Regions from separate parts of the Homo sapiens genome. Here all the other regions are linked to region 4. The links are chromatin contacts, found by Hi-C or POLR2A ChIA-PET in ENCODE. All regions are on one chromosome and are shown on one strand. The core of a region is the stretch at or near the end of the contact, and the rest is flanking DNA. Distances in the headings are between cores, read along the strand shown. Region 1 holds the start of TCF19 (transcription factor 19). Region 2 overlaps HCG27 (HLA complex group 27). Region 3 holds the start of PSORS1C3 (psoriasis susceptibility 1 candidate 3). Region 4 holds the start of PPP1R10 (protein phosphatase 1 regulatory subunit 10).

Region 1 (2,873 bases), core at 28-2,527, 540 kb after region 4:
TACTGAAAGAGACAGACTGAGAGGGGCTCTGAGGCTTTACTCATACTTTCAGGATTCTGGGCAGTGCCTCTACCCTCCTCCTTAAGTTTCTATGGTCCCTGCTGCTCCTGGCCAGAGGTGAGAAAGGAGGTACACAGTGCAGGGGTCTTGAGCGCCATCTCCAGAGTTCTCTCCATGGCTCAGCAAGGCCTGAGGGAAGCCCATCCAGACACCAGCAGGCCATGACTCTTGGGTCCTTCCCTGTTAAAGTGCTGGCCCAAGGCCTGGCCCCAGCTGAATGTGGCCACATGCAGGGCTAGACCCTCCCCAAGACCTTGGGAATCCAGGCCGCCTAGATCCCCAGGCAGAAAAGCCAGCGTCCTGACATCTTATTCAAATCTTTCCTGCGGCTGTTCTCTCAGCTTCTCTCTACTATCCCCTTAGCTTCCATGCCTGCTGCCCGCCTCCTCTTTCTCGAGTCCTAACACATAGTGGGCACTTTAAGATCTTCCTCCCACCCTCCCACCCTCATTAATCTATTTTTTACCCGAATCTGGGATCCCTACTCCCGTCCCTTTTTACAACCTAATCTACCTTTTTCTGAAGGAATTATTCTGGTCCTGACCCTCACCCCCATCTCTCAATAGCCTGCCCTCGCCCCCTGTACGCTAGCCGGCTCTACTCTCCCACCACTGCTCCCCTAGATACCCGAGGCTTCACCCAGTTAGCCCGTGAGCTCTAAGGCTGTTCTGATCTCTTCATCTGTCCCTTCACCTGGCCCCTGTACCCCCTTCCCCTTTGGACCCCTTGAACCCTCCCAGGACCCCCGCTCAGCCCCTTCCCGCCCCCAACCGACTCTTCCCGAACGTCCCTTACCAACCGCGAGAGCCCCCTACTGCGCTTTGGCCACACCCCCTACGCCTCGCTCCCGGCCCCGCCTCTGCCCCTGACCGCGCCTGCGCAAGGCGGGCGCCCTAAAGTCCTATTTCACTCTGTTGGGAGGAGGGGGAAAGGTGTACGCAGGCGCAGTGGCGTCTAAATTTGGGCCCACTAAATGCGTCGGAGCATCTCCGCGCCCAGGCGGCTCCTCCTCACTGCGGCAACCCGGGAAAACTTGTGAACTAATCAGAAAAAGTGGAAGGCGGGAGATCTTGGGGCGCTGTCCAATGGCGCGGAAGAGAACACATGAGCTGGCCAATCGGGAACGGCACGGGGGCGGGCTCGCTCGGCGCGAAGTTCGGGCCCGGGAATTCCGAAGGAGGGGTAGGCGCTGCCCGCGCGCAGAGGCCGCGCCCCTCCTGGCCCCGGCTTCTTGGCTGTCAAACAGATGCAGCAACGTCGGCTCCTGCCGAGGAGCCCAAGGGGTCCCGGGATCCGCCGCACAGGCTGGCACTGCTTGAAGAGGAGGCTACTCGGAGACTGCGCCGCGCGGGTAGATCCGAAACGGGGCTGGGGCGGAGTGGGAAAAGGCCGGGTATGCCTTGCATGATCGCGGGGAGCTCCTTCCTGTTTTTATCCCACCTAGAGAAGCCGGGAAGTAGGGGTTTAGGTCCAATTTGTTGGAGTACTTAAGGACTCGTTTGCACTTTCTTTTGGGGGATGACAGTGGATTCATTGCCCTCGGAGGTTCAACCAGTTATGAGTGAGGGATTGGCCAGAAGATCGGGGCGCAGGCAAGCAGGAGTGCTCTATTAGGATAAGCAAGTTTGACAGGAAGAAGCTACTCTTCTCCGAATTACACAGAGGTGATGTGTTCGTATTGCACGTAGACGTGTGTATAACAGGACCTCCTTCCCCGCGCCCCGCCACCCCGACACACACAGGAGCTGCCTAAAGTATCCTTGCCTTGCAGATTGGAGGCTCCCCAAATATTTTGCGATCTGAGGATCCAGCTCAAGTGAGGTGCCATAGGACGTGTTCCTGAGTTTGCATTGCACGGAGACCTTCCTGGAATTTTTCATTTGCAAGTCGGCTTAACCAATTTTGCATTGAGTCCTAGGCTGCTTGCACTCTGAATTTGGGCTATTCAGGTAGTGTGCTCAAAGTTGAAACCGCATACAGCACAACTCAAGTTTGCATCAGACTGGGAAGCGAACTTAAGCCAGCGGTGCGTGGCCCAGGAGTGGGAAAGGAAATGGATGCCTGAAGTGGAAGAGGTGGTGCAGAGGGGGCACCGCCCATGCTGCCCTGCTTCCAACTGCTGCGCATAGGGGGCGGCAGGGGCGGTGATCTCTACACCTTCCACCCCCCCGCCGGGGCTGGCTGCACCTATCGCTTGGGCCACAGGGCCGACCTGTGTGATGTGGCCCTGCGGCCCCAGCAGGAGCCTGGCCTCATCTCTGGGATCCACGCCGAACTGCATGCCGAGCCCCGGGGTGATGACTGGAGGGTCAGCCTGGAAGACCACAGCAGCCAAGGTGAGCATTAAGCAGGGCAGCTTTGCCCCTGGGTGGTTGAAGCGCCAGGCTGGAATGAGTAAGGTCTCCACAAGACCCTGCTGCCTGCCTCCCATACTCCCATCAGATTGGATGGATGGTCGTGGTCCAGACCTTCATCTTCCCACCAGAAGTGTGCACAGTCAGAAGCTCTCTGCCAGACTGACCCTTTTTGGTCCCGTTTAGCTCATACAGGACCTGGGATATCATCAGAAAGATATCACAGTGGGGATGTTCTGAGGCCACTAGAGGCCAAGTTTAGACTTGATTCAGTTTCCAGCTTTGCTGAGGCACTCTGTTCCTGGGTTAGGGCAGTTCTATGTTGAATAATGTTTTTAATAATCTGGGCATGTCTTTCTCCGTGACTTGAGGCAGTTAGCCTCAGAAAGCCTAGATTCACATTTGAGTTTTGCCACTGCCTCTTGGTAAAGTCAGCTGTAGGAGTGTTATGGTTATTAG
Region 2 (2,891 bases), core at 218-2,717, 590 kb after region 4:
CTGGAGGGGCTCCTCAGTGTGACTGGGTGAAGTGTTTTCAGAGGACCAGGGTTGAGGTTGGGGGCATCTCATCCAGACCCTGCCGGCATCTGCCCCAGAACCCAAGGGCCCCTCCTTCCTCCCTCCTCAATGGAAATGCTGGAGATGTCCTCAGTCACCCTCTGAGCACTCACACATCACCCCTTATTTGGAAATTTTTCTCACTCTAACCTTCCTTCCTGCCGCACCTTCTGCCCCATCCCCAGGCTCTGGCCTCTCTCTCTCCTCTTCTACCCTTTAGCAGGTAATGACTCAGTTCCCACTGAGGAGCCAGCTGTAGGTGAGAGTTTGGGCTCTCGGTGAGGTTGGGAGAAGGAAAAGGCTTATGGGCCAGGGGGTGGGAGGGAGAATGGGCACAGCCAGAGCAGAGTGGAAGGGTTGGGGGAGGCGATAAAGACAGATGTTTCCGTATTACCATTTTTCTTTCATGGTCCGAGGGAGCTGCCCTTCCCCCAAGCCCAGGAAAGTGAAAAGAGAAGCAGGAACAGTAAAATACTCCACAGGAAAGAAAAATCTTAGTGATCCCTCCTGCTGTCTCTTTCCTTTTGCCTATTCTGGCAAATTTTGTAAGTGAAATTTGTTACCAAGATGTGAAAATCTTATAAGAAAGTCTCTAAATATTTGAGAATAAAATTATCAATGTCTCAGCTCTGCAGGCTGAAAAAACGGAGGCTTTACAAAATAAAATCATGCTTGGAAAACTTCTCCTCTGAGGGATGTCAAAGGCTGCACTGAATAAGCTCTAAGGTGGTGCTGAAATGAGTCATTTATTTGCCTGTGTAAGCTCAGGCAGGTGTTGGAATTGAGGAAGTATAGGTAATGAAAAAAGTAAACATGTCCTCGGGACATAGCGACTGGTGATGACCACACAATCAACACAATAAACTCTAGCATTCACATTGTAGTCCAGCTCATTCAAGCAAAGCTATCTCCAATAGGGAGTTTACCCTGTACAGAACACGTGCATTTCCACCTGTTCTCAGACTGACCCTTTGCTCATCACAATAGTGAAAAAAAACACAGCCCTGGGTGGAGATTTAAGATGCTAATGAGTCATGAGATGTATGAACAAGCATGTACAGCTACTGCACACGTGCACCCAGAAGACCGCCCAGAACATGCTTGCTAGTAACACCTCTTCCCACCCACCTCCTGTGAATAATCATGTAAGACTCCCATAAAGGGAGTTTCTCCAGCAGTGATCAATGCTGTCTCATCCTTAGGAGCAGCCCACCCTGAATCCTCTCAGGGTGTACAGTTTATTTTGCACTTAACTTTCAAAATAATATTTTTCCTTTGTAATAAATTGCTTTGTACTTCATCTCCTTTGCTGCGTGTTTCTTGTTTAAATTCTTTTAAATGAAGAAGTCAAGAACCAAGGTATTACAACAGCCGTCAACATTTCCGGTGCCATGACTCAGAGGTTTGTCTGCTTCGTTGGTTTCAGTTTCCCTTCACTACTGGTGAGTACTATGGCAGCCAGAGACCCCTGATTGACTATCACTGCTTTCCCCAGATCTATTAAGGTTTTGGGGGAGGACCTTTTAACTCACTCACATTCTTTGAGCAACTAATTGTGATTGCTTTCCATTTGGCTGCTGCTTTTACAGTGTTTACAATTACCTTATTTGGATGGAACGCCCTGATTATTCAGCCTTGGGACTTTTGCTGCTTCTGTTTCACTTTTTGTTTTGCTGTTCCTCCCAGGACTGCACCTGATCTGTACTTACTGGCTATTGTAACTTTTTTTTTTTTTTTTTTTTTGAGACAAGAGTCTCACTCTGTCACCCAGACTGGAGTGCAGTGGCTCTATCTCGGCTCACTGCAACCTCCACCTCCTGGGCTCAAGCGATTCTCCTGCCTCAGCCTCCCAAGTAGCTGGGATTACAGGCGTGCACCATCACGCCCGGCTAATTTTTGTATTTTCAATAGAGTCGGGGTCTCACCATACTGGCTCAGCTGGTCTCGAACTCCTGACCTTATGATCAGCCCACCTTGGCCTCCCAAAGTGCTGGGATTACAGACATGAGCCACCGCGCCCAGCACTTGTTTGTTAATCAAGTAATCTCTTCAAAGATTTTTGTTCACCTTGAGGGACACATTAGATCTACTTTTGCCAACAGTCCCCATTCCTCCAGGCTCTGTGTGTTCTGAGACTCCTCTGAGTCTCAGAGGAGTGTGTTCTGAACGTCTCCTCTGAGAACAGGAGACGTTCCAAGAGGCCATCCATGTTGAGTGCAGGATGTGTGGCCACATGGATGTGTAGTCATGGGGACTATAACCAGGCATTCCAAGCATGATGACTGGACATTAAAAATGGCAGATCAGTGAAATAAGGAAGGGCTTGTTGGTGAGACATCCAGGCTCCCCGGCTGGCAGCAGAGATCACTTCAGTTCAGCTTGGAGACGTCCAGCACCAGTGAGACCTAGAATGGTGCATGGCAAATGCCCATGACCTCCTAGGGCCTCAGTTTCATGGGGATTCAAGGGAACACCCTGGACTCCATCGTCCGGCTTAGCTCACAGGGATGCCGATGACCTCCTGGATTTTGGTACATGTTTCTGTGGTTGCAGGATTCTCTTGTTACCTAGAAAGCCACCTCCTCTACTGTCACTGAAACACCTCTAGGGTATATACTAAACATTGGAATATTTTGAAACTGTATAAATTAAAAGATAATAGGTGGGTGCGATGGCTTACACCTGTAATCTCAGCACTTTGCGAGGCCGAGGTGGGCAGATCACCTGAGGTTGGGATTTTGAGACCAGCCTGACCAACATGGAGAAACCCCATCTCTACTAAAAATACAAAATTAGCTGGGCATGGCGGCACATTCCTGTAATCCCAGCTA
Region 3 (3,038 bases), core at 5-2,504, 570 kb after region 4:
GCCGACAATTCTTCAACATGTCTCAACTTTCTGACTTATTACAAACATTTTTTTTTCTTTAAACAACCAGTTAATTTATTTCAGGACAAGAATTTACCATATAACACTCTTTTTACATAAATTCTGCCTCCCCCGCTTTTTTTTTTTAAAGTGAACTTTTTTTTTGTCTTTGGACTAGACTGTCTAAGGCCACAAGATTAGAAGTTACCATAATACATGTTATACTGTTAATTTTTAGCAAACTTCACTTTTGTTGAAAACCTTGTAAGTTTGGGATTTCAATTATCCTTTGCTATTAATAAGACCTTGTTTAGTCTAAATTAACTTAGAATTGGTATAGATGGCCTTTTTTTCTCTCTGCTGGTCTTTCCTTGCCTCTGCCAGATGCTTATGCTACTGTTCTCTTAACTACTGTAGGGGGAAGGGGGTCTAAAACCAGCTGTAACTGTCTATGTACAGAAACTGGTCTGGATGCCTTGGCTTACAGGTTACTTTGTGTCATACCTTTGAAACAAGGGACCTGTCCAGGCTTCCTTCTGATGGCCAACCCACCTCTAATGCTGGCCAGTCTATTTCACAAGTTCTAAGTTTTCCTGGTGTCACAGTAACATCGTAATCTCCCTTAAATTCTTTCTTGAAAAAAAATTTTTTTTAACATAGTTCCTAGTGGGGTGGGCTTATTTGTGCCTGACCCATGCTTCTTCGAGACAAAACACCACGCTCACACCACACGTGCACTACAAAACAAAAAAACAGGGCACACACACTTTTGCAGTTTACACCAAACCAAAATCAGAGTATCCAAAAACCCAAGCCAGGTCAAAACCAAAACCAAAACCAAAGTATCACACAATCTAAGTCAAGTCAAAACCAGAATAAAAGTGCCAGTACAGGCACACCATGGGTGATCAGGCCATGCTTCCACTCAGATGGAGTGGGGCAAGTTCCAAAGACTAGTCTTACCAAGTTTCAGATGTCCGGACTCCAAGTGCCAGTTCCTTCCCAGTGTTCAGCCAGTGTGTTAATCCTCCTCGGGGGCCTGCTACGTGCTGCTCTGGCGAGGCGTTCCACCCGGGGAATTTCCTACCCGGGAGCGCTCTTTGGATCGCGTCACTCAGGCTGGCCAGAGTCCACCGCAGGGATGCTCCACAGGGCAGGCCTAAGCCACCCAAGGGGCTGCCTTGGCCGTCCGTCAGTTACCTCGCTTCCTGTTCAGGGAACCAAGAAATGTAGCAGGACGAGCCCCAGACAAAACCTTTCAGACACCGAGTTGTAGAAGGAAGGGCTTTATTCAGCTGCGAGCATCGGCAAGCTACTGCCTTAAAATCCAAACTCCCTGAATGCACAATTTCTGTCCCTTTTAAGGTCTCACAACACTAAAGATTTCACATGAAAGTGTCGTGATTGATTTGAGTACGCAGGTGGTACGTGACAGGGGCTGCATGCACTGGTGGTCAGAGAGAAACAGAACAGGGCAGGGAGTGTCACAATGTTCTTCTATACAATGTCTGGAATCTAGGAATAACATCGCGTTCTAAGTCATGGGTTGATTTTTAACTACTGGGTTTAGGCCAGGCAGGCCCAGGCCTGGTTTCGGGCCTGGCGCCAGGCTGCCTGTCTTTGGTTTTACTTCCTTGTTTTTTCTTAAAACAGGTACTGAGTATAAAGCAATATAAAACAATACGAAAGGGTCTCTCTCTTCCCTCAAAGGGAATAGGCTGCTGTGGAGAAAGGTAAATAAATGGTGGAAAGAATTACATGGGGGATTAACTAATCTGTATACCAAATCCCCATGACAGGCAATTTACTTCTATAACAAACCTGCTCATGTAAAAGGTTTTTGGCCGGGCATGGTGGCTCACGCCTGTAATCCCAGCACTTTGGGAGGCTGAGGTGGGTGGATCACTTGAGGTCAGTAGTTTAAGACAAGCCTGGCCAACATGGTGAAACTCCATCTCTACTAAAAATACGAAAATTAGCTGGGCATGGTGGCACGCACCCGTAGTCCCAGCTACTCGGGAGGCTGAGGAAAGGGAATGGCTTGAACCTGGGAGGGGGAGGTTGCAGTGAGTCGAGATCATGCCACTGCACTCCAGGCTGGGTGACAGAGTGAGACTGTGTCTCAAAAAAAAAAAAAAAAAAAAGCAAAAAGTTTTTAAAAGAAAATAGTGGAAAGACAGAGACCCTAGAAGAGGGAGAAGGCCTAAGGCAATTTCTTCTTCCTCTCTTCCCCATCATTCTTTCAGCCACTGTGGAGAGAGGGAGAGTACGGGGTGCAGGGTAGATGAGAGTAGACAATTCTGATTATTTGAGGAGGGTTTGTGGTTTAGGAAGTGAGCTTCTCACCGATTTTATTTATTTATTTTGAGACGGAGTCTCACTCTGTCACCCAGGCTGGAGTGAGATCTCAGCTCACTGCAACCTCCACCTCCCGGGTTCAAGTGATTCTCCTGCCTCAGCCTCACGAGTAGCTGGGACTACAGGCATGCACCACCATGCCTGGCTAATTTTTTGTATTTTTAGTAGAGATGGGGATTTCACCATGTTGGCCAGGCTGGTCTCAAATTTCTGACCTCAGGTGATCTGCCCACCTCGGCCTCCCAGAGTGCTGGGATTACAGGCGTGAGCCCCGCACCTGGCCTAAAAACTTTTATATTAAGTTCAGGGGTATATGAGCAGGTTTGTTATAGAGATAAATTTCCTGTCACAGGGGTTTAGTGTACAGATTAGTTAATTCCCCTTGTAATTTTTTCCATCATTTATTTACCTTTCTCCACAGCAGCCTATTCACCTAACAATAAACTGAGTGCCCATTATGTGCCAAGAACTGGAGATAAGGATATGAGTAAGGAATCTTACTTATCTCCAGTTCTTATAGCATATACTCATTCTGTTTCTCTTTCCTTTGGCCTAGTTTGAGTGCCCAGCAGGTGTTTCAAGTCACTGATTACGTATCTACTCTGCGAAAGTTGTTTGTGCAGCCTGTTTATCCTCTCCTTTGGAACTTCAGTACTCTTTTTTTTTTTTTTGAGACGGAG
Region 4 (2,700 bases), core at 197-2,696:
TATCTTGTATGTACTGGCACTAAGATTATATTTTGTCCTAAGTGTCTTGCAATCTTTATTCCTAGATTGCCACCTATTTTAACCACACAAATATACCCCAAGCAAATTACATTAAAATTGAGAGGATTTAACAGTCATTTAAAAAGTTATAGCGAGCTATTACTTCTCTCTGCCCATCTCCTTACCCTGCAATCTTTATGTACAGATTGCTTATTAATCTGGCAAATTGAAAGGCACCCTGCTTGTCTCACACACAAAGAAGTGGTACTTCTGGGCCACAAGATCCACCATCTCTTGTATGTGAGCTCATTAACCCTTTTGAAGACTGCTGCTAACCAGAGGAAGGTAACCATTCCTCCTTATATAAACACATATGGCTTTGGCAGTCTGGAAATTGGCTGGATTACCAAGGGTTAACCATCAAAATCCTCACTTGCTGGCCCTCCCTCCACCCTCTCTTTGCCTGCAGCAAGGCAGGGAAGAGATAGGTGGTAGGGGAGAGAGAACAAGACTGTTTAGACCCACAGGCCCTTTTTAATGGAGATTAAGTGACCAGATTGGTCCTTCTCCAGTTCTCTATTTGTTCTATGGTCTCATTTCTTCCTCTCATTATTTTTGGTTTCACAACGGGAAACGTTGATTTCTTGTTGCAAGGCTGGTTTTTGAAAATTCGACACTTACTATCCAATTTTTTTGCGACGTCAGCACCTCGGGCTCAGGGGGGAGGGGGTAAAATTTTGGAGGAAAAAAAATAAAACAACCAACCAGGACCCAAAACTCAATTATTTAGGGGGCCTCATTGGATCAAAAAGTCTTTTAAAAAATAAAGGCCAACTCAGTATTCATTTCCCCCCCACCCAACTCCATTTAGGGAGGGGGGTCGCAGAAAAAAGTTCTGAGTGGATTCAAAAAAGTAAACGCTGGATGAGTGAATTTGGGTGGTTTGGGAAGGGAGGGTGGTTGATTATTTTTGAAGTTATGTAGTGACGGTCCTTCGGCCACAGATTTCAAGTCCCAAGCAGCGTGGGCTGGTGGGGTGGGCAAGATAGGTGGGAAGGGGCAGAAGACACAAGTGGTTGGGCTGGTGGCTGCTGTTTTCCCTTTCCCCCCTCTCTCAGGATCCTTTCAAGGGCTTAGATGTTGCTGCGGCTTGTTTCTGTTTTCCTCGTGGCCGGCCTGTCTTTCTCCGAGAAAATTCAAACCTGGGATAAAAGGAACACAAGGGAGAAAGATGTAATCAGTACGGGTTGCTTCAAAACACTCACAAATGCCATCTTTGTTGTCCCCAAACAAACCTGTGTCCCATCCTGATCGCAACCGCTTTAAGCCGTGGCTCTCAAATGAACCCATCCATCCCTATCCCGCTTCCCAGATCCAACGCTCTCCGCAAAATTTTACCCACTAGACGACAAAGTAGGCAAACTTACCTCTAAACGAACCCCAGAATGGCGGCCGCCCGCTCGGGTGGAGTCTTTTATACCCGGACGCCGCCCAACGCGCCCAAACGTGCTAGTGAAACGCCCTTGTCGCGAGACATTATACGCGAGGCGTGAACTCATTGGTCAACCCAAATGACAACTCGCCAACTGATTGGCTACTCTCACTTCACCTTTGCTCCGCCCCTTTCCCTGGCACTCTCTTCCGCCTCCTTCCTGCCTCCCTGTCGCGTGCGCGTGACCAGGAGCCTAGCACCTCCCTTTCCTCTGCTTCCGCCACTTCCGCCCTGGAGAACATTTCTCACCCAGGATTGGTAGAAACCTAAGAGCGCATGCGCACTGAGAGGATACCGCTAAAAATCGCCTTCAAAATTGCTTAAAAGGCAAACTTTAACAATGCGATCTAAGAGTCGTAGTGACTGGCCAAAAAAAACCGCAATTTTGGGGTCTAATTCGATTGTGACGCAGTTGAAATTAGCTTCTCCCCCATGCCTTCCCTTTCACGCTTCCGTCCTGACGCAAACGTGGGGCCGCCTTCCGCACTGCGGGCTTGTCCTTGGCCCTGCCCTACTCAGTTTCCTGAAGCATGCGCAGTTGCCTTTCCGTCAATTCCTGTCCTGGGCGTACGTCAAGATGGCGGCGTCTGTATTAAACACCGTGCTGAGGCGGCTTCCTATGCTATCTCTCTTCCGAGGTTCTCACAGAGTTCAGGTAACTCTTCGAAAGACATTTTGCACAACCTCAAGTTGGTTATACCTTCTCGAGGTTGTCGCTCCACTGTCAGGAATCCACGAGTGGAGACCTTCCCACGTGTGTCTTAGCTGTCTAGGCAGTACTTCCTGCAACCCCCCCCCCACACCCCGCGCATTTTCTAATCCCGAGCCGAGGACTAAACGCCAGGGTTAGGTATCATCCTTTTTCCAAAATGCCATTTCAGTAAAATAACTTAAGTGATGGAATTGACCCCTGTCCACCCTCAGTCATGCATAACCAGCTTTTTAAAAATTATTTAACTAATTAAGGGGCCATGCTAATCTCTGTATCGTTGCAATTTTAGCATAACATATGTACTCCCCAAGCGAGCGCCACAACCAGCTGTTAACTATGCAAGTGGTGACTAAATCTGTGTTGCTCTGGAATGTCCTTGGGGAAATTAGGGATCCCAATTTCTACCAACCTTGCTATTTCTCAATAAGGTCAGGATATATTCTTACGACCTGAGGACAGTTTCTCAGCTCTCTTTATTAAATCAGTTTCTTATCGG

Evidence for each region. A loop is a pair of places that touch in the nucleus more often than their neighbours do. ChIA-PET counts read pairs that join two places held with the same protein, here RNA polymerase II (POLR2A). Pooled maps may share reads with other maps.
Region 1: a loop to region 4 is called in a map of B cell, with 22 times the contacts of the local background. The contact joins the promoter of TCF19 here to the promoter of PPP1R10 in region 4. A Hi-C loop is called at or near these places in 4 of 168 maps with a recorded cell type or tissue (B cell, CD4-positive, alpha-beta memory T cell and naive thymus-derived CD4-positive, alpha-beta T cell), 2 of 37 single-sample maps with no recorded cell type and 9 of 50 pooled maps. POLR2A ChIA-PET finds 5 or more read pairs at or near these places in 11 of 52 experiments (CD4-positive, alpha-beta T cell, GM12878, H1 and 8 more).
Region 2: a map of OCI-LY7 shows a loop between it and region 4 (8-fold over the local background). The contact joins the enhancer-like site here to the promoter of PPP1R10 in region 4. A Hi-C loop is called at or near these places in 2 of 168 maps with a recorded cell type or tissue (OCI-LY7 and naive thymus-derived CD4-positive, alpha-beta T cell), 1 of 37 single-sample maps with no recorded cell type and 13 of 50 pooled maps. POLR2A ChIA-PET finds 5 or more read pairs at or near these places in 4 of 52 experiments (CD4-positive, alpha-beta T cell, CD8-positive, alpha-beta T cell, HEK293T and 1 more).
Region 3: a pooled map shows a loop between it and region 4 (3-fold over the local background). The contact joins the promoter of PSORS1C3 here to the promoter of PPP1R10 in region 4. A Hi-C loop is called at or near these places in 1 of 168 maps with a recorded cell type or tissue (naive thymus-derived CD4-positive, alpha-beta T cell), 1 of 37 single-sample maps with no recorded cell type and 10 of 50 pooled maps. POLR2A ChIA-PET finds 5 or more read pairs at or near these places in 7 of 52 experiments (BJ, CD4-positive, alpha-beta T cell, CD8-positive, alpha-beta T cell and 4 more).

Annotation. Positions count from the first base shown.
Region 1 is chr6:31,157,312-31,160,184 of GRCh38, forward strand. It overlaps TCF19 (transcription factor 19), which reads left to right and starts at 1,278. Exons shown (of 4, transcript NM_007109.3): 1 at 1,278-1,411; 2 at 1,586-2,396. The coding sequence starts at 2,159. It overlaps CCHCR1 (coiled-coil alpha-helical rod protein 1), which reads right to left and starts at 491. Exons shown (of 18, transcript NM_001105564.2): 1 at 74-491. The coding sequence starts at 289. RefSeq lists enhancers at 1-232, 233-733 and a silencer at 1,957-2,140.
Region 2 is chr6:31,202,609-31,205,499 of GRCh38, forward strand. HCG27 (HLA complex group 27) reads left to right here. Exons shown (of 2, transcript NR_026791.1): 2 at 1-1,360. Among named protein-coding and RNA genes, the nearest start is that of HCG27, 6.3 kb to the left of the region's middle. RefSeq lists enhancers at 1-428, 587-1,307, 1,308-2,027, 2,028-2,747, 2,748-2,891. Within about 2 kb of position 1,468, at least 33 of the 41 ENCODE cell types and tissues checked have a DNase peak (open chromatin) inside an H3K27ac peak, as active enhancers do; they include CD4-positive, alpha-beta T cell, CD8-positive, alpha-beta T cell and OCI-LY7, where a contact is called at or near this core.
Region 3 is chr6:31,185,063-31,188,100 of GRCh38, forward strand. PSORS1C3 (psoriasis susceptibility 1 candidate 3) reads right to left here and starts at 1,255. Exons shown (of 3, transcript NR_152839.1): 1 at 964-1,255. RefSeq lists enhancers at 588-1,177, 1,178-1,765.
Region 4 is chr6:30,615,797-30,618,496 of GRCh38, forward strand. It overlaps PPP1R10 (protein phosphatase 1 regulatory subunit 10), which reads right to left and starts at 1,447. Exons shown (of 20, transcript NM_002714.4): 1 at 1,428-1,447; 2 at 682-1,202. MRPS18B (mitochondrial ribosomal protein S18B) reads left to right here and starts at 2,044. Exons shown (of 7, transcript NM_014046.4): 1 at 2,044-2,147. The coding sequence starts at 2,070. RefSeq lists an enhancer at 1,705-2,273.